2 separate regions of the Homo sapiens genome follow, and region 1 is linked to region 2. A link is a loop called in an ENCODE intact Hi-C map of the cell type or tissue named here. Cell type or tissue: prostate gland. All regions are shown on one strand. Links, peaks and the distances in the headings refer to the core of each region. The heading gives the core; the rest is flanking DNA.

Region 1 (8,740 bases), core at 58-8,057, 160 kb after region 2:
AAGTGACTAAAAAAGGTAGTGTGTGTTGGGGTAGGGAATGGCTGTCATGAATGAGCTAACTTCTGTGAAAACCCAGACCATTTAAGAAGAGACCTGATACATCATAGCCCATAAATCTGAAAGAAGAACTAACCTCGGGATGACTGAGCAAGTAGTTCATGGCTTCTTCAAAGTACTCCAGATGGAGCGTCTCCATGGTCTTGGGGAGGTCTTCATAGTTATAATAAGCCAGAGCCATCACAGCAAAACCCTTCCCAGCCAGCAGACTAGCCCGATACTCCAGCAGGCCACCTCCAGTTCCGAACATGTCCACAATCCCAGGAAAGGGCCCAGGTTCTTGGGAAGAAACAAAACAAAATGCAAAACTAAGCTATTCCTGAAACAGTTGGATGGTTTAAGTTAAACATATACTTACCACACATGTGACCCAGCAATCCCACTCCTAGGTATCTACCCACGAGAAATGAAAACCTGTTCGTCCAGAAACCTCTGGCAAGTGTTTATAGTGACTTTACTCGTTGTAGCCAAAGACTGGAAACAACCCAAATGTCCTTTAACTGGTGAATGAATCCATTTAATGGTGCACCACCAAGAAACAAAAAGAAAGACTGCTACATAGAAGAGCACAAATTCCTCTCCAGTGCACTCAACAGAATGCACTTACTCAACGGAGACAGACTCAAAAGGCTACTCATTCTGAATGACTCCACTTACTGATATTTTTATCATTTACATTAAAGGTTTTGTGTTTCACACAAAATTAAATAGTAATAATGCAGGCTGGGTCCGGTGGCTCACGCCTGTAACCCCAGCACTTTGGGAGGCTGAGACGGGTGGATCACCTGAGGTCAGGAGTTCGAGACCAGCCTGGCCAACATGGTGAAACCCCATCTGTACTAAAAATACAAAAATTAGCTGGGTGTGGTGGCGGCCACCTGTAATCCCAGCTACTCGGGAGGCTGAGGGAGGAGAATCGCTTGAACCCGGGAGGTGGAGGTTGCAGTGAGCCAAGATTGTGCCACTACTCCAGCCTGGGCGAAAGAGCGAGACACTGTCTCAAAAAAAAAAAAAAAAAAAAAAAAAATGCAAACACCTTACAGGCAACACTTTTAAGACATAGTTCAGTGCTGATACCCGCAAACCATCAACGTCCCACAGACCCCTGTGCCCTTTCCTCTCTTTCCAGTATCCTGGACTTTCTGTGTATCACTCTTGGTTTTCTTCATAGTATTACCACTTAGATTATGTACCTTAATATTTTATTTTGCCTAGTTTTTGAATTGTATCTAAATGGAATGATACTGAATGTGTTCTCCTAGGGTTTGACTGTTTCACTCAACAGTGGTTTGGAGATTCATCCATGTTGATTCTTTTTTTTTCTTTTCTTTTGTATATCTTGATAGATGTTGATTCTTGTAGCTGTAGTTCAATCACTTTGACTGCTGGAAATATACCTCAATTTATTAATCTGTTCTATTGTTGATGGACATTTGGACTGTTTCCAGTTGACTTTGCTCTTTTTTTAAATTAATCCAGACTGCTCATCTGGCCTCTTATAAGGAATATGCCTCCTGGTGCACATGTACAAGTAGAATAACATATTTAACTTTGTAAGTTAAGACAAATTGTTGCCCAGAGCAGATGAATATGTTGCTCCTTCTAGCAGTGAGTTTCATTTCCTCCACATACTGGTCAGCAATTGATAATGCTAGCTTCTAAAAGTGGGCCACTTCTGAGGGTGTGAAATGTACTCTGTTGTTTTATTTTGCATTTCTTTGATTATTAATAAGGATAAGCATCATTTCATTTTTACACTGGCTGATTGCTCTTTATGTAATATAAAAGTATCCAGTAACCTCAAATTTCCATTTGACAGGAAGAGGTTTTCCTATTGTAAATGCTAATTTACATAAATCTTAACATACTGTGCGAATTCAAAGAAAAGTTGCAAAAATGAGAAACTTTTAAAGAACATTTCTGGGCCCCATACCCCTAGGATCCCGAGAAACCCCAGTGCCCCGGCAGCGATGAGCACAGCCCACGCGTGTGCTGATGGACAGGGACCGCGTGCTGGCAGCTTCCAGACGGCCTCCTGCGGGGCTTCAGCCGCCCCTTCTCAGGGAGCTGCATGTGACACTGCAGCAGCACCGCAGCTTCCTGGTCTGGAAGCAGTACCTCACCCTGCTGCCGGACCTGGTGGATAAAGTGGCCCACGGGTGTGAAGCCCAGGCTTTTCCCTAGTCTTGAAGCCCAACCCCGGAGGACCTTGCAAGAGATGAAGCACATGCAAAACACCGAGGTCTTCACACTGCACCAGCCCCTGCCAAAGTATGACCACTGTGTGGGTGAGAAGCACCGCTGGGTAGGGCAGCACCTGGAGCCCCAGCTTGTGGAGTGAATTATCCTGACAATGGACAAGACCGTGGTCTTTGGGGACTTGCTCACTGATGACAAAGATACCATTCGAGGCCAAGAGGAGAGGCCACAATAGTACCTGGTCCTGCCATGCATAGGGACGCGGCTGCTCTCCTGGAATGGTAACAGGGAGATCATAGCCAGCCAGCGGGGAGCTAGGCAGCAGGAACGAACAGGCCCTGCAGGGGGCAGCAGCTGCAGCTGGAGCAATGGTGGGCGGGCAGGCACCAAAACCTCTGCACTGTCACAGGCCCAGCCACCTGGCACCTCCTAGCTGCCATGGAAATACAGTGAGAAAACCAGTCGGAATTCTTATTTAAAAAAAAAAAAAAGTGGCTTCCTAGTCAATACATAAATAAGAACATTAAAAAATTGAAACTACCTGAATTTTTTTTTTTTTTTTTTAAGATAGAGTCACTCTTGTCCCCCAGGCTGGAGTGCAATGGCATGATCTCAGCTCACTGCAACCTCTGCCTCCCGGGTTCCAGCGATTCTCCTGCCTCAACCTCCTAAGTAGTTGGGACTACAGGCATGCACCACCACGCCTGGCTAATTTTTCTATTTTTAGTAGAGATGGGGTTTCACCATGTTGGCCAGGCTGGTCTCGAACTCCTGACCTCAGGTGATCCGCCGGCCTCGGCCTCCCAAAGCGCTAGGATTACAGGCGTTAGCCACCGCGCCCGGCCTGTTTTGTTTTTAATATAAGTGTCTTTTTCCTTTCCTTACAATGTCTTTTTTTTGAGACGGAGTCTCGCTCTGTCGCCCAGGCTGGAGTGCAGTGGCGCGATCTCAGCTCACTACAAACTCTGCCTCCCGGGTTCACACCATTCTCCTGCCTCAGCCTCCCGAGTAGCTGGGACTACAGGCGCCCGCTACTACGCCCAGCTACTGTTTTGTATTTTTAGTAGAGACGGGGTTTCACCGTGTTAGTCAGGATGGCCTCAATCTTTTGATCTCGTGATCTGCCCGCCGAGACTTCCCAAAGTGCTGGGATTACAAGCGTGAGCCACTGCGCCTGGCCCTTACAATGTCTTTTAACTGAGCACTAGGTTTGAGGGACCTCTCAGTTTTGGAGCGGCAGGGACACTTCCCCAATCAGCTTTCCATTCCATTCCTGTTTCTTTACACTAACCTCCGGAAGGTTGGAAGCTACATCCCTTCTTCGTGTGAAAAGGGCAGGGACGGAAAAAAAAAAAAAGTGTAACTCCCCTCAAAGTGCCGGGCGCGGTGGCTCACCCTGTAATCCCAGCTCTTAGGGAGGCAGAGGCGGGAAGATAGCTGGAGACCAGGAATTCGAAACCTGCCTGGGCAATATAGCCCGGGGGCGCGGCGGGGGGGCATACACATAAGCGAAAAGCGTGGGGCGGGGGAGACACACAAAGTGAAAGGCGAACGAACACGGAACAATTAGCGGAGGTGAGTCACCTGGCGGCAGGAAGAGCGTGCCTCGCACCCGGCCCACGCGCACCGGCTCGCGCCGCACCCCGGGCGGGAGGAAGTAGCGCTCGTGCCGCGTCTGGCACAGCAGCCGCCCGGGGTCGGGGTCGTGGCCATCCAGCACCTCCAGCTCCACGGCCAAGGGCGTTCGCACGTCGCGCTTCACCAGCCGCACCAAAGGTTTCTCGGGCTCCAAGGCCCAGAGCAGCCCCATGGGCTCAAGCCCCGCGAAGCTGCCGCCCAGCGCGGGCGCGCGCTCCAGGTCCAGCTCGCCAAGAGTGTCGGCGCGGTAGCGCGCGTGGGCCTGGAAAAGCGCGCCCTTCTCGTCGCGCAGGGACGCGCGCAGCGTGACCGGCTGCTCCGGGGCTAGGCCGCGCACGGCGATTCGCACCGGTTCGTCCCAGCAGCAGCGGCCCGCAGGCTCCAGGATCAGCGTCGCCGCCATCCGAGCAGGAACCCTAATGATCTGACCAACCTGCCTCAGCTGTGGAGACCCCAGGAACTGCGCCGAACTCTTCAGGCTCCATTGGTACAGCCGGGACGCTCGAAGGACAGCAGGAGATGAGGCCATTTTGAATTCAGACCTGAGAACAACTGAATGGGGGTGGGGAGAAAGAAGCTTGTTAGACATCCTCTCGGGCTGCCGTCGCAGGCTAAGCGCCCACTAGGGCAGAGCTGTCTGCTAACGTGAGCGGGGAAGGCCAGAGTCCAGCCGATCAGCCAGACCAAATATAGACACACTGGAACTTGCTTAAAGTCTCCTGTGTTGAAACCTCCACTTTATGTTGGAAAGCTACTTCCTAGGTTTGCTTTTCAGAAGCTTGCTGGCCTGCGGAATGGGCTGGACCAGGGCTGGTTCTTAAAGAACCAGGCAGCTAGCAGTCTCCAGGCTCCAAACTCCTGATGGCGAAGAGGAATGCAGAGCTGGAGTTAGTTTTGATCACTTTGTTGAATAATTCACACTCATTACTAATCTTAGGGCTTTTCTTTCAAAATCTGCACCATGGTGTTTTGCTTTTGTGTTCTCTGTATATGCCTATCCTCCACATCAATCCCACATCGAAGGGTGCTGGCTTCTTACTAGCTGTGTGACCTCTGAGCTTCATTCCTTACAAGTGTAAAAATAGCCAAATGGGGTAATAGGTAGTAATTTCTCAAACTCCTGACTTTGTAATCCGCCCGCCTCAGCCTCCCAAAATGCTAGGATTTACAGGCATGAGCCACCGCGCCCGGCTAATAGTTATTATTTTGTTTTACTGGTTTCTCAATTATTGTCCCAGTCAGGCAAGGGTTACTTTTTTTTTTTGAGAGACAGGGTCTCACTACATTGCCAGACTGGAGTACAGCGGCAGTTTACCATCACTGCACTTACAAACCTCCAACTCCTGGTGCTCAAGCCATCTTCCTGACTCAGCCTCTCAAATACCTCAAAGGACTACCGGAGCTCCCCATGCATCGCGCTTTTTTCTACTTTTTCGTAAGCTATTGGTTTCACCAGAGGTGTGGTGTTTTTTTTTTTCATCACTTAAGCTTTAGGCCCCTGCCAAGCCCTTGTACCTGATTTTATAATTTCCTACCTGTGTAATTAGAGAAAGCTATAAATGTGTAGGCTTCAAACCCACAAAACCTGTGTTTGCCTCTGCTCCTAATAAGGCTGTCCTCAAGGTAAGCCTTTTTATCTCGTTCCAAATCTCTCATGTCCCACGTCATTAATCATACAATTCCCTGTCAGTTCTAATTACCTTTGTATAACACCTCAAGTATGTTCTGTGCCTAGAACTCTCAGGAAGTAAGAAGGCAAATAATTCTGTGTCTGGAATTGGTTCCTTCTGGTGGATTCTTGGTCTCGCTGACATCAAGAATGAAGCCGCAGACCCTCGCAGTGACTGTTACAGTTCTTAATACAGTTCTGAAAAGTAGTGTGTCTGGAGTTTGTTTCCTCTGATGTTCAGATGCGTCCGGAATGTGTTCCTTCTGGTGGGTTCATGGTCTCGCTTCTCACCGACTTCAAGAGTAAAGCCACAGACCTTCAAGGTGAGTGTTACAGCTCATAAAGGCAGCAGGTCCAGAGTTGTTTTTCTTGTTCCTCTCAGTGGGTTCATGGTCTTGGCTTCAGGAGTGAAGCTGTATACCTTCACGGTGTTACAGCTCTGAAATGCAGTATGGACCCAAAGAAGGAGCAGTAGCAAGGTTTATTGTGAAGTACAAAAGAACAAAGCTTCCATCAGCCTGGAGCGGAACTCACGCAGGTTACCACTACTAGCTGGGGTGACCAGCTTTTATTCCCTTATTTGGCCCTGCTCATGTCCTGCTGATTGGTCCATTTTACAGAGCGCTGATTTTCCATTTTACAGAGTGCTGATTGGTTCGTTTTACAAAGTGCTGATTGGTTCGTTTTTACCCAGTGCTGATTGGTGCGTTTACAAACCTTTAGCTAGACACAGAGTGCTGATTGGTGCATTTACAATCCTTTAGCTAGACAAAAAAGTTCTCCAAGTCCCCACCCAACCCAGAAGCCCAGCGGTCTTCACCTCTCAATAGTAGCTAATGGTTAATACTTACAAGAACCCTATCAGTAAATTAAGGCCCAGAGAATTTAACTGATTTTCTGAAGATCACACAGCTAGAAAGTGGAAGTTGGGCAAGATGGCTCACGCCTGTAATCCCAGTTTACTTGGAGGCTGAGGTGGCAGGGTTGCTTAAGGCCAGGAGTTTCGCACCAACCTGGACAACATAGCAAGACCCTGTCTCTAAAAAGAAAAAGGGGATGGGCGCGGTGGCTCACACCTGTAATCCCAGAACTTTGGGAGGCTGAGGCGGGTGGATCATGAGGTCAGGAGATCGACACCATCCTGGCTAACACAGTGAAACCCCATCTCTACTAAAAAAAAATACAAGAAATTAACTGGGCATGGTGGCAGGCACCTGTAGTCCCAGCTGCTCCAGAGGCTGAGGCAGGAGAATGGCGTGAACCCCAGAGGTGGAGCTTGTGAGAGGTGACAGCGTGCTGGCAGCCCTCACAGCACTTCCTCTGCCTGGGCTCCCACTTTGGCGGCACTTGAGAAGCCCTTCAGCCCACCGCTGCACTGTGGGAGCCCCTTTCTGGGCTGGCCAAGGCCGGAGCCGTCTCCCTCAGCTTGCAGGGAGGTGTGGAGGGAGAGGCGCAAGTGGGAACTGAGGCTGCGTTCCGCACTTGCGGGCCAGCTGGAGTTCCAGGTGGGCATGGGCTTGGTGGGCCCCACACTCGGAGCCGCCAGCTGGCCCTGCCAGCCCCGGGCAATGAGGGGCTTAGCACCTGGGCCAGCGGCTGCGGAGGGTGTGCTGGGTCCCCCAGCAGTGCCGGCCCACTGGCGCTGTGCTCAATTTCTCGCTGGGCCTTAGCTGCCTTCCCACGGGAAAGGGCTTAGGACCTGCAGCCCTCCATGCCTGAGCCTCCCCCCGCCTCCGTGGGCTCCTGTGCAGCCTGAGCTTCCCTGACGAGCGCCGCCCCCTGCTCCACGGAGCCCAGTCCCATTGACCACCCAAGGGCTGAGGAGTGTGGGCTCACGGTGCGGGACTGGCAGGCAGCTCCACCTGCAGCCCCAGTGCACGATCCACTGGGTGAAGCCAGCTGGGCTCCTGAGTCTAGTGGGAACTTGGAGAACCTTTATGTCTAGCTAGGGGATTGTAAATACACCAATCGGCACTCTGTATCTAGCTCAAGGTTTGTAAACACACCAATCAGCACCCTGTGTCTAGCTCAGGGTTTGTGAATGCACCAATCAACACTCTGTATCTAGCTACTCTGGTGGGGACTTGGAGAACCTTTGTGTCAACACTCTGTATCTAACTATTCTGGTGGGGACGTGGAGAACTTTTGTGTCTAGCTGAGGAATTGTAAACGCACCAATCAGTGCCCTGTCAAAACAGACCCCTGGGCTCTACCAATCAGCAGGATGTGAGTGGGGCCAGATAAGAGAATAAAAGCAGGCTGCCCTAGCCAGCAGTGGCAACCCGCTGGGGTCCCCCTTCCACACTGTGGAAACTTTGTTCTTTCGTTCTTTGCAATAAATCTTACTGCTGCTCACTCTTTGCGTCCACACTGCCTTTATGAGCTCTAACACTCACCACCAAGGTCTGTAGCTTCACTCCTGAAGCCAGCGAGACCATGAACTCACCGGGAAAAACGAACAACTCCAGACACGCCGCCTTAAGAGCTGTAACACTCACCACGAAGGTCCGCAGCTTCAGTCCTAAGCCAGCGAGACCATGAACCCACCAGAAGGAAGAAACTCCGAACACATCCGAACATCAGAAGGAACGAACTCTGGACATGCCACCTTTAAGAGCTGTAATGCTCCCGTGAGGGTCCACGGCTTCATTCTTGAAGTCAGTGAGACCAAGAATCCACCAATTCTGGACACACTTGCAGTGAGCCGAGATTGGGCCACTGCACTCCAGCCTGGGCGACTGAGCAAGACTCCTCAGAAAAAAAAAAAAAAAAGGAAAAGAAAAAGGGAGAGGGTTCATACCTTTGAAATCTGATTCTCAAGCCTGGGCTCTGAACAACTATGCTTTAACTGTCTCTCACATGATGTTGAAGAAGATTTAGAAAAGAAACTCATATATTGATGAATGTATAAACTGGTATGACCTTTTCATGGCAATCAGTGCAAAAATACTTAAAAGATCCCTTCTCTTTGACTCAGCTCCACGTCTAGGAATTTCTTTTAAGTAAACCTTAATGAATGTGTGTAAATATTTGGCTACAAGGATGCTTATCATATCATTTTAATAGAGAAAAAATTAGAAACAAGTGAGCAATATGAATTTGGTTTAACCAGTTTAATTGTGATGTCATAAATGAAATCAGTGTAGACATCTAAAGTTATATAGCAGAAGAATATAT
Region 2 (9,327 bases), core at 772-8,771:
CCCTGTTAAATGCATAGGAAAGAATTTAACTTATTATGTATAGTGAATGCCTAATGACATCAGGACTTAGCTCTTTGGTCAAGAAGAGTTGCTAGATATTAAAACATGTATCCTGGGCCGGGGGCAGTGGCTCACGTCTGTAATCCCAGCACTTTGGGAGGCCATGGTGGGCGGATCACGAGGTCAAGAGATCGAGACCATCCTGGCCAACATGGTGAAACCCCGTCTCTACTAAAAATATAAAAATTAGCTGGGCGTGGTGGTGTGCACCTGTAATCCCAGCTACTTGGGAGGCTGAGGCAGGAGAATCGCTTGAACCCGGGAGGCAGAGGTTGCAGTGAGCCAAGATCATGCCACTGCACTCCAGCCTGGGCAACAGAGCGAGACTCCATCTCACACAAAACAAAACATGTATCCTGGCTCACGCCTGTAATCTCAGCACTTTGGAAGGCCAAGGCGGGTGGATCACAAGGCCAGTAGTTCAAGACCAGCCTGGCCAACATAGTGAAACCCCGTCTCTACTAAAAATATAAAAATTAGCCGGGCATGATGGTGTGTGCCTGTAATCCCAGCTACTCAGGAAGCTGAGGCAAGAGAATCGCTTGAACCTGGGAGGTGGAGGTTGTAGTAAGCCAAGATCGTACCACTGCACTCCAGCTTGGGCAACAGAGTGAGACTTCGTCTCAAACAAAAACAGAAGAAAACATGCATCCTTGGCTTTTAGAAATCTGTTAGTACTTTTAGCTCTTCCTGGACAATGCAAAGTTCTTGTTTTTGTTTCTGGGTTTTTTGGGCGGGGGCAGGGGTTTGAGATGGAGTCTCACTCTGTTGTGCAGGCTGGAGTGCAGTGGCATGATCTCAGCTCACTGCAGCCTCCGCCTCCCAGGTTCAAGCGATTCTTCTGCCTCAGCCTCCTGAGTAGCTGGGACTACAGGTGCAGGCCACCACGCCAGCTAATTTTTTTGTACTTTTAGTAGAGATGGGGTTTCACCATGTTGGCCTGGCTGGTCTTGAATTCGTGACCTCAGGTGATCCACCTGCCTTGGCCTCCCAAAGTGCTGGGATTACAGGTGTAAGCCACCTCACCCGGCCCTGAATTACTTTAATCAGAGGTTGAAATGAGATGATTTGAAGCTAGGCTTTATTCCATATAAGGACCAGCCTATTTCTGATTCACCTTTATTCTGAATGAAAGTGAGTATCAGCCCTTTTTGGAGTCCCAATCCAAAGCCTGGGGGTTTGCCAAGCTCTCCTTCCTTGGCGAGCCCTAAACTTCAGCTTTGTTTTTTATTTTCTTTTTTTTTTGAGACGGGGTTTCGCCCTTGTGGCTCAGGCCGGAGTGCAATGGCTCAATCTCAGCTCACTGCAACCTCCGCCTCCTGGGTTCAAGCAATTCTCCTGCCTCAGCCTCCTTAGTAGCTGGGATTACAGGTGCCCACCACCACACCCAGCTAATTTTTTGTATTTTTAGTAGAGATGGGGTTTCACTATGTTGGCCAGGCTGGTCTCGAACTCCTGACCTCAGGCGATCCACCTGCCTCAGCCTCCCAAAGTGCTGGGATTATAGGCGTGAGCCACTGCACCCAGCCTTTTTTTTTTTTTTTTTTTTTTTGAGAGGGAGTCTCACTGTGTCACCCCGGCTAGAGTGCAGTGGCATGTTCTCCACTCACTGCAACCTCCGTCTTCTGGGTTCAAGGAATTCTTCTGCCTCAGCCTCCTGAGTTGCTGGGATTACAGGCGCCCACCACCATGCCCAGCCAATTTTTGTATCTTTAGTAGAGATGGGGTTTTGCCATGTTGGCCAGGCTGGTCTCCAACTCCTGACTTCAGGTGATCCACCCACCTTGGCCTCCCAAAGTGCTGAGATTACAGGCGTGAGCCACCACACCTGGACAAACCTCAGTTTTTATTGTGTCAGTTCCTTAAATTTCTTAAAAGCTCTTCTCAGTTTCTCAGCCTCTCAGTTGCCTTTTCCAGTAATAGCATTCACCTCTAGGGAAAACGCAGCTTCAAATACTGGGCTCACCTCTTTAGCTTTCTTTTTTTTCACCTAGATCTTGGCTCTTTAATTCTTTGCCAACCTATTTGTCCTCTGATATCTTCAGAAATGTGTTTTGCACATCGAGTCCAGATTTTCTGGTTATTCTCAGCTGGAGAGTTGGCCTGCATGCCTCTAATAGGCAGGGGAGCGTCACAGTCTCTGCTCTCTGGGTTCTTGTTCTCTGGTTGAGGAAAAGTTTGTGGTAGAGGCTGGAGGCCTGGGCAGCTTGTTCTGAGACAGGAAGGAGCCTGAGCAGCTCCACAGCTCAATGCCTCTATTTTATAGATGAGGAGCTAGGTCCAGAAAAGACAAGAGACTGACCTAAGGTCATACAGCCAAGTAATGGTAGAGCTAGCCCTAGAATTTGGATCTCCTCAATCCCTGCCTGTGAGTACTTGTACTACACCAGGCTTTGGGGGGAGGTTTGTGTTTTGTTATTTGTTTATTTCATTCATTATTTATTATTCTTTGTACTACAGATACTTTCTTTCATGCATAAAAGTAGAGAGGAGTATAATGAATGCCAGTGTTTAGCCATCACCCAGATTTCACAGTTATCAAAACATAGCCAATCTTGTTTCACCTGTGCCTCTGCTTCTCCATGCCACTGGGTTATTTTGAAGCACATCCTGAGACATCGTGTCATTCCATCCGTGTATACTTCAGTTTGTATCTGAAATACGTCAGGACTCTTTCTTCTCCAACATTATCTCAATAGCATTACCACACCTAAAAAATGAACATGACTATTTTTGTCAGATATTCAGAATAGTTTAAATCCCTTATTATAAAATTACAAATCATTACAGCTAGCTGATTTTTTGTTAGATTTCTTGTCAAGAAAGTTTGGGGGGCCTTTGGCTCCTGCATTTTTTTTTTTTTCTGTGCAATCATATTGTTTTCCTAAGGGAAGAAGAACGAACAGTTTCATTTCATCCCAATTTGTAGAAGGGAAAAGAGGGCACAGATGGGTGAAGGACATGGCCAGAGCCTCAGAGGGAGTCAGGGCCCTCTGCTGGAATGTGTTTATGGGAGCCAGAACCTTGGCAGGGAGACAGCTCATTATTTTAAGGCCCACTCTGTCAACATGGCCAACCTTACCTGTTGTACTGAGTACGCAGAGGGATAAACTGGGTGCTGCTCACCCTGTAGGGCTCCATTCTCTGCCTTTGAGATTATAGGAATCGAGCAAGGGAAGGCCTCTGTTCTCTTATAGTCCTGCTTTCTATTCTAGATAGAGGCCCATGAGGCGTACCTAGCAGGGAGAAGTAGGAGGGCTAACCTTTGGCAGTGTGCATGGGCTAGACTTTCCTAGTAGGATTAATACTATGAGAACAAAAGTTCTGCAAGGACAAGGACTGTCCATTCCATTTTTTTTTCTTTTTCCTTTTTGTTTTTTGAGACGGAATCCAGTTCTGTTGCCCAGGCTAGAGTGCAGTGGCACGACCTTGGCTCACTGCAACCTCCACCTCCCGGGTTCAAGTGATTCTCATGCCTCAGCCTCCTGAGTAGCTGAAATTACAGGCACCCGCCACCATGCCCGGCTAATTTTTGTGTTTTAGTAGAGGCAGGGTTTTGCCATGTTGGCCAGGCTGGTCTCGAACTCCTGACCTCAAGTGATCCCCTCCCCCCCACCTCGACCTCCCAAAGTGCTGAGATTACCACGCCCGGCCTTGTCCATTCCATTTTGTAGTCCCATGTCCAGCTCAGGTCTTAGCACGCAGTAGGAGCTTTCATCTAACGCAGAGCCTGGAGTTTAAGTAGTGATAACAGCCAATATTTACTGAGGTACCAGGTAATGTTCTCAGTGATTTCCTTGTATTAATTCATGCAGTCCTCATGGTTACCCCATGAAGTAGGCACTTACTAGGTAGGCACCATGTTATGAAGATGCACGGAAAGATTGAGTAATTTTCAGTGGCAATAAAGGTGGTAGGTCCCAACCCAAGAAGTCCAGCTCCAGAGCCTGGGCCCTGAACTACTGTACTCTCCTGCCCTGTCACACACTTTACAGCAGAGGTGGGGAACTGTGGTCTGGGGGCCAGATCCAGAGCTAAGAATGTGTTACAATTTTATACAGTTAGTTTTAAAAAGAAAAAGGGAAAGAAGAGGAATATGTAACAGAGATCACATGTGGCCCACAAAGCCTAAAATATTTACTCTCTGGCCCCTTACAGAAAAAGTTTGCTGACTTCTGCCCTAGAGGAGATGATAAAAAGGGCTTTTGGACCTGCTCCTTTTTTCAGGCTTGCCTTGGTGGGTGTGGTAGGCAGACTAAGTTCCAAAGGTGAGACTGGCAAGCTGTGGTTAAGACTTTACTTTCTCTGGGACACGGGGGGCTGAGCCGTCCTTGTTTTCTTTCCTTCTCCAGGCAGAGGACATGAATGTCAAGTTGGAGGGGGAGCCTTCCGTGCGGAAACCAAAGCAGCGGCCCAGGCCCGAGCCCCTCATCATCCCCACCAAGGCGGGCACTTTCATCGCCCCTCCCGTCTACTCCAACATCACCCCATACCAGAGCCACCTGCGCTCTCCCGTGCGCCTAGCTGACCACCCCTCTGAGCGGAGCTTTGAGCTACCTCCCTACACGCCGCCCCCCATCCTCAGCCCTGTGCGGGAAGGCTCTGGCCTCTACTTCAATGCCATCATATCAACCAGCACCATCCCTGCCCCTCCTCCCATCACGCCTAAGAGTGCCCATCGCACGCTGCTCCGGACTAGTGAGTGACCTCCCTCCGCGACCCTGGCAGGAGCGGGGCTGGGGCACTGGGCAGGGAGGCATCTCAGCCTGTGGGGCTGCTGGGGATTGGGCTGGAACACTCTGGGAGAAGGAGCTCTGCTCTGTCTTCTCTGAGATTGAGAAGGAGGTTGTCCTGGTTCAACAAGGAGGGGTGGGGGGCCCGCCCAGCTGCTTGGATTCAAATCTCAATTCTACCATTTACTATTACATCCACTTTTGCAAGTCACTTCAACTCCCTGGGCCTCAGTTTTTTCAGTATTAAGATGGGGATATTAGTATTACTTGGTTGATGATGAAACTGCCAATATTCAACTATTTTTGGATTCACAAATAGTAGTTTCCTTTGGTTCAACCTAATAGCCACTTCCTAGGCTCAGGTGCATTAGCACACATAAAGCTGGAACATCATGCCCAGGCCATCCTGTTTGCTCATAGTCCTTTGTGGCAGATCTAGTCTCTGGGGCTCTCGAACAGTCTTTTTGGCCAAAAGCAGACATTCTGGAAATATTGGGCTGGCTTGGGGTGATGTACTGCTGAAAAATGTTGCCCACTCCATAAAGAGATCCATTTCCTCTGCAAAATGGGATAATCCAATCCCTTAGGGTGGTAGAGAGGATTAAGTGGAAGTAGCTAGCTTATAGATGCCTTTGGCCAATTAACCTTTGACTGTGACCTCACCCATGGTGTAGCTCTCTGGTGCCCCCTGGTGTCTGTGGATGCAAAATGTTTGCCCTAGGCTGGCCAGCCTTCTGTACTGCTTCCTGGGGAGGCTTCTCCCTGGCTAGGCTGTGTAGGAAGAGGAAGTCATTGTAGAGATCAGACTGGCAGCCAGCGAGAGGTCAGTCTGTCCACGAGTATCTACCGAACACTCGGGCGTAAGGCCTTGTACTGGGTCCTGTGAGGGCTCCAAGAATGTACAGGACACCATGGTCTGTTCTATAGAGAATGCAAGGTCATTAGGGAGTTGACATGAAAGCCTTGGAGTTGAAAAAACAGAGGTTCCCGGTAGTGTGGGATCTGCAGCCAGTGAGCAAAGCCCCAGCAGCTAGCCTGGGATGGTGAGGACTGTATTCAAGAGGGGTGGGGCCAGAGCTGAGCCGCAGCGATGGAGGAGGGCGGGGGGCAGGGAGGACACACCAGGCGGAGGAAATGACTGGTGCAAAGGCCTGTAGATGGGACCGTGCAGGGAGAGTGAGGGGTTGGGAGGTAAGCAGTCAGCTAGGATGCAGGTCCAGGCACATGGGTGGTGGGAGGTACAAATGGAAGCGGAACCGCCTTGAACCCTGAGGGGAGGGTTGCAGGTTTTATCTCACATTGCAGGAGGGAGTCAGTAAAGAGCAAAGATTTTTTTTTTTTTTTTTTTTTAAGCAAAGGAGTGTTTTGATCATGTGGGGCCTTAAGAAGACCAACTTGGGCCTGGGCACGGTGACTCACACCTGTAATTCCAGCTACTTGGGAGGCTGAGGGAGGAGAATTGCTTGAACTTGGAGGTTCAACTCCTTGAGCCGAGATCGCACCACTGCACTCCAGCCTGGGCGGAGACAGAGTGAGACTTTGTCTCAAAAAGCAACAACAACAACAACAAAAACAAAAAAAAAACTAGCTTGGGAGAAACTGAGGCAGAAAATCCAAAGAGGAAGTGAGACGATAACTATAAAACAGCGATCCCCTTCACCACCTCCCTAGTGTGCTCAAAGTTTCAGTCTCTTTACTAGAAAACCACAGCTTTATGTTGGAGTTAGTGTTGGAGCTTCTGGGGGCAAGGATATGGCTTTGGTAGTAGAAGCAGTAATAATAATCTTTATCGAGTGCCAGGCTCTGTGCATTATTTTATCCAGTTCTCACATTAACCGTAGGAGACAGGTAGTGATAGCCCCTTTTGGTGAGTGTGAAAACTGAGGCACCCAAATATTTAGTGAAGGGCCTGCGTTTTCGTAGGTGACAGGCTGCAGAGCCAGGACTCAGGTGCCTGTGTTCCCTGCGTGAGCTCTGTGTGTCACCACTGTGACTCTTGCACATACAGGGCAGCCACTAGGATTGGGGGTGCTTTGCTGAAAGGGGGGTGCTATTTATCAACCTGCTCTTTGTCCCATAGACAGTGCTGAAGTAACCCCGCCTGTCCTCTCTGTGATGGGGGAGGCCACCCCAGTGAGCATCGAGCCGTAAGTGCAGCCCTGCCCCTGGCCGAGGGGTGTGGGTGGCCACACTGGTGCAGTGTGTGCAGGTGGGCCCTGGGAGCAACAGGAGGGTTCCGTGGGGCCTGCAGAGGGCTGAGAGGGCCTCCTTGAGCTTCTGTATGTGGCCCTGGGCTTTGCTGTCCCCGCCCTGCCTCTGTGTGGAAGTTGCAGGGAAGGGCAAGGACCGGCTCAGCTTGAACTTATCTCTAGGAGAGTTGAAAGGGGGGTCCAGAGGCTCTTTCCCATCTGTAAACCTGCAGCTGCTTCTCCCCTCTCCAGCCTCTGGACCTTGCCTTTCTGGTGGTGCCAGGTCAGGCTGTCCTCCCAAGCCCCTAGAAGCCAGACTCCCTACACCTAGCTGAGGCCTTGCTCTGCCGGCTCCCCCTCATCTTCTTCCCACCCTGAGGGATCATCAAGTTCTCCGTCCCCGCAAGGTGAGGCCTCACTTCCTGCCCTTTTCACTCCTCTAGACGGATCAACGTGGGCTCCCGGTTCCAGGCAGAAATCCCCTTGATGAGGGACCGTGCCCTGGCAGCTGCAGATCCCCACAAGGCTGACTTGGTGTGGCAGCCATGGGAGGACCTAGAGAGCAGCCGGGAGAAGCAGAGGCAAGGTGAGGAGGGGCCTGGGGGCAGCAAGTGAGGGCAGGCACATGGGTGGGCCAGGCCTCACCCTGCCCAGCCCCGCCCTGAACGTGGTTTCCTCCCCTCCCTCCTCATGCTCCTGTGGATCCAGTGGAAGACCTGCTGACAGCCGCCTGCTCCAGCATTTTCCCTGGTGCTGGCACCAACCAGGAGCTGGCCCTGCACTGTCTGCACGAATCCAGAGGAGACATCCTGGTGAGAAGGCAACCCCAGCAGAGGGAGGGCCCCTCAGTGGGGGCTGGCTTGGATCCATGTCTGCTGCTCAGGACCTATGGCTGCTGGCATGCACATTTGAGGCCAGTAGGAGGGTCTGACTAAGGAAGGGGCTGTAGGGGCTTGACCCAAGGGAGCCCTAGTTTCAGACCCCGGGTTTTGCTGTGCAGTGTCCTCCTGTCCATTCCCATCCCTGATTCTGGGTCAGTGGACTCAGACTGGATGGTTGCTGAGAGCCTTCTCCAGCAGTGCTGCCTCCCTTGGGGCCATGGACTCTCTTAAGAGGACCTGAGGTCTGTTTTCTGGGCAGCCCCACCCCCTGTGATCTCACCACCCCAGTGGACCCCTTATCTCTCAGCAGTTAAGGGGGCAAGAGTAAGTGTCCACCCTACTCGGGATTTTATCAGGGCCTAGAATGCTCCGTCCACCACCGACACCCCTGTCAGTGCCCTGACCCTTCCCTCACTTCCCCTCCAGGAAACGCTGAATAAGCTGCTGCTGAAGAAGCCCCTGCGGCCCCACAACCATCCGCTGGCAACTTATCACTACACAGGTGGGCCTGGCTGCGGTGGGCATGGTGCCTGGAGCCTCAAGAGGTCTCCAGCATCCATGGGGCCCTGCTCAGTGCTGAGTCACAGCCCTGGGTGGGGGCGGGAGGAGGAGGGTAGATAAGCCAAGAGTCAGAGTGAGGGAACTGCCACCAAAGCTGGGGTAGCTCTCCAGGGGTTTCCTGTGCCCTGGAGGGGAGGGGAGAAGGGAGTGGGCAGGTGGGAGACCATCCAGGCAAAAAAGCCCAGGCCACAAGGACAGGAACCCATGGAGAGCCATCCAGATTGGCATCAGGTACCTGGAACTTAGCCCCAGGAGTGCATGTCCTGTTCTGGTCACTTTAAGAAGGACATGGACCGAGTCACATAATCCTAACAGCCAATGTTTTCCATGCATGTTAGTGCTACATTTCATCTGCACCAGGCAGAGCACCAAGGGTTTCACATGCATTATCTTATTTAATCCTCACCACAGCTGGTGAGCTAGGTGATATTAGTTTCCATTTCACAAGCAAGGGAGCGAGGCTGTGAGGCACATGGAAGTGGGACGAGGAGCCGGCTCTGATGCCTGCAGAAACCATGGGCGGATGGCCTCACACTTTTTTGCTTGTCAAAATTGCCCTGCAGTGGCCAGGGCCCTGCCCACCTCACTCCCTGGCTGCCTCTTTGCCCCATAGGCTCTGACCAGTGGAAGATGGCCGAGAGGAAGCTGTTCAACAAAGGCATTGCCATCTACAAGAAGGATTTCTTCCTGGTGCAGAAGCTGGTGAGCTGGGCTCTGTTTCAGGGCAAATGAGGGCCAGGAGCTGCCTGTGTGACTTTGGGGCTCCCTCTGCCAGTGACCAATCCCTCTTAAAAAGCAGTCAGGTCAATGCTACTGAGTAGCCTCAGAGAGAATTTCCTAAACAATACAAGAAAGAGAAAGATAGGTCTCTTTTCCCTTTTGGTTCTAAGCATCCTTTCCTCA

What was found. Peaks named below come from ENCODE experiments on the same cell type or tissue, not always from the same donor. Only the 100,000 strongest peaks of a DNase experiment are listed, where the experiment ranks them.
Region 1: a loop joins it to region 2, with 2.2 times the contacts of the local background. A loop is called at or near these places in 4 of 110 quality-filtered maps.

Annotation. Positions count from the first base shown.
Region 1 is chr14:73,564,984-73,573,723 of GRCh38, reverse strand. ACOT2 (acyl-CoA thioesterase 2) reads right to left here and starts at 4,511. Exons shown (of 3, transcript NM_006821.6): 1 at 3,841-4,511; 2 at 134-336. The coding sequence starts at 4,483. It also overlaps a transcript of HEATR4 not described here and the pseudogene NT5CP1. RefSeq lists enhancers at 3,731-3,900, 5,095-6,294, 6,688-7,205. In prostate gland, for the core only: CTCF peaks have their summits at 2,619 (motif pointing right) and 4,524; DNase peaks (open chromatin) are centred at 3,778 and 4,493; H3K4me3 peaks cover 1,969 bases; H3K27ac peaks cover 2,255 bases.
Region 2 is chr14:73,725,071-73,734,397 of GRCh38, reverse strand. MIDEAS (mitotic deacetylase associated SANT domain protein) reads left to right here. Exons shown (of 13, transcript NM_001367710.1): 4 at 4,413-4,758; 5 at 6,874-6,940; 6 at 7,426-7,568; 7 at 7,691-7,794; 8 at 8,290-8,365; 9 at 9,038-9,126. Among named protein-coding and RNA genes, the nearest start is that of PNMA1, 15 kb to the right of the region's middle. RefSeq lists a silencer at 5,361-5,430. In prostate gland, for the core only: CTCF peaks have their summits at 3,067 (motif pointing left) and 5,484 (motif pointing left); DNase peaks (open chromatin) are centred at 3,087 and 5,487; H3K27ac peaks cover 4,616 bases.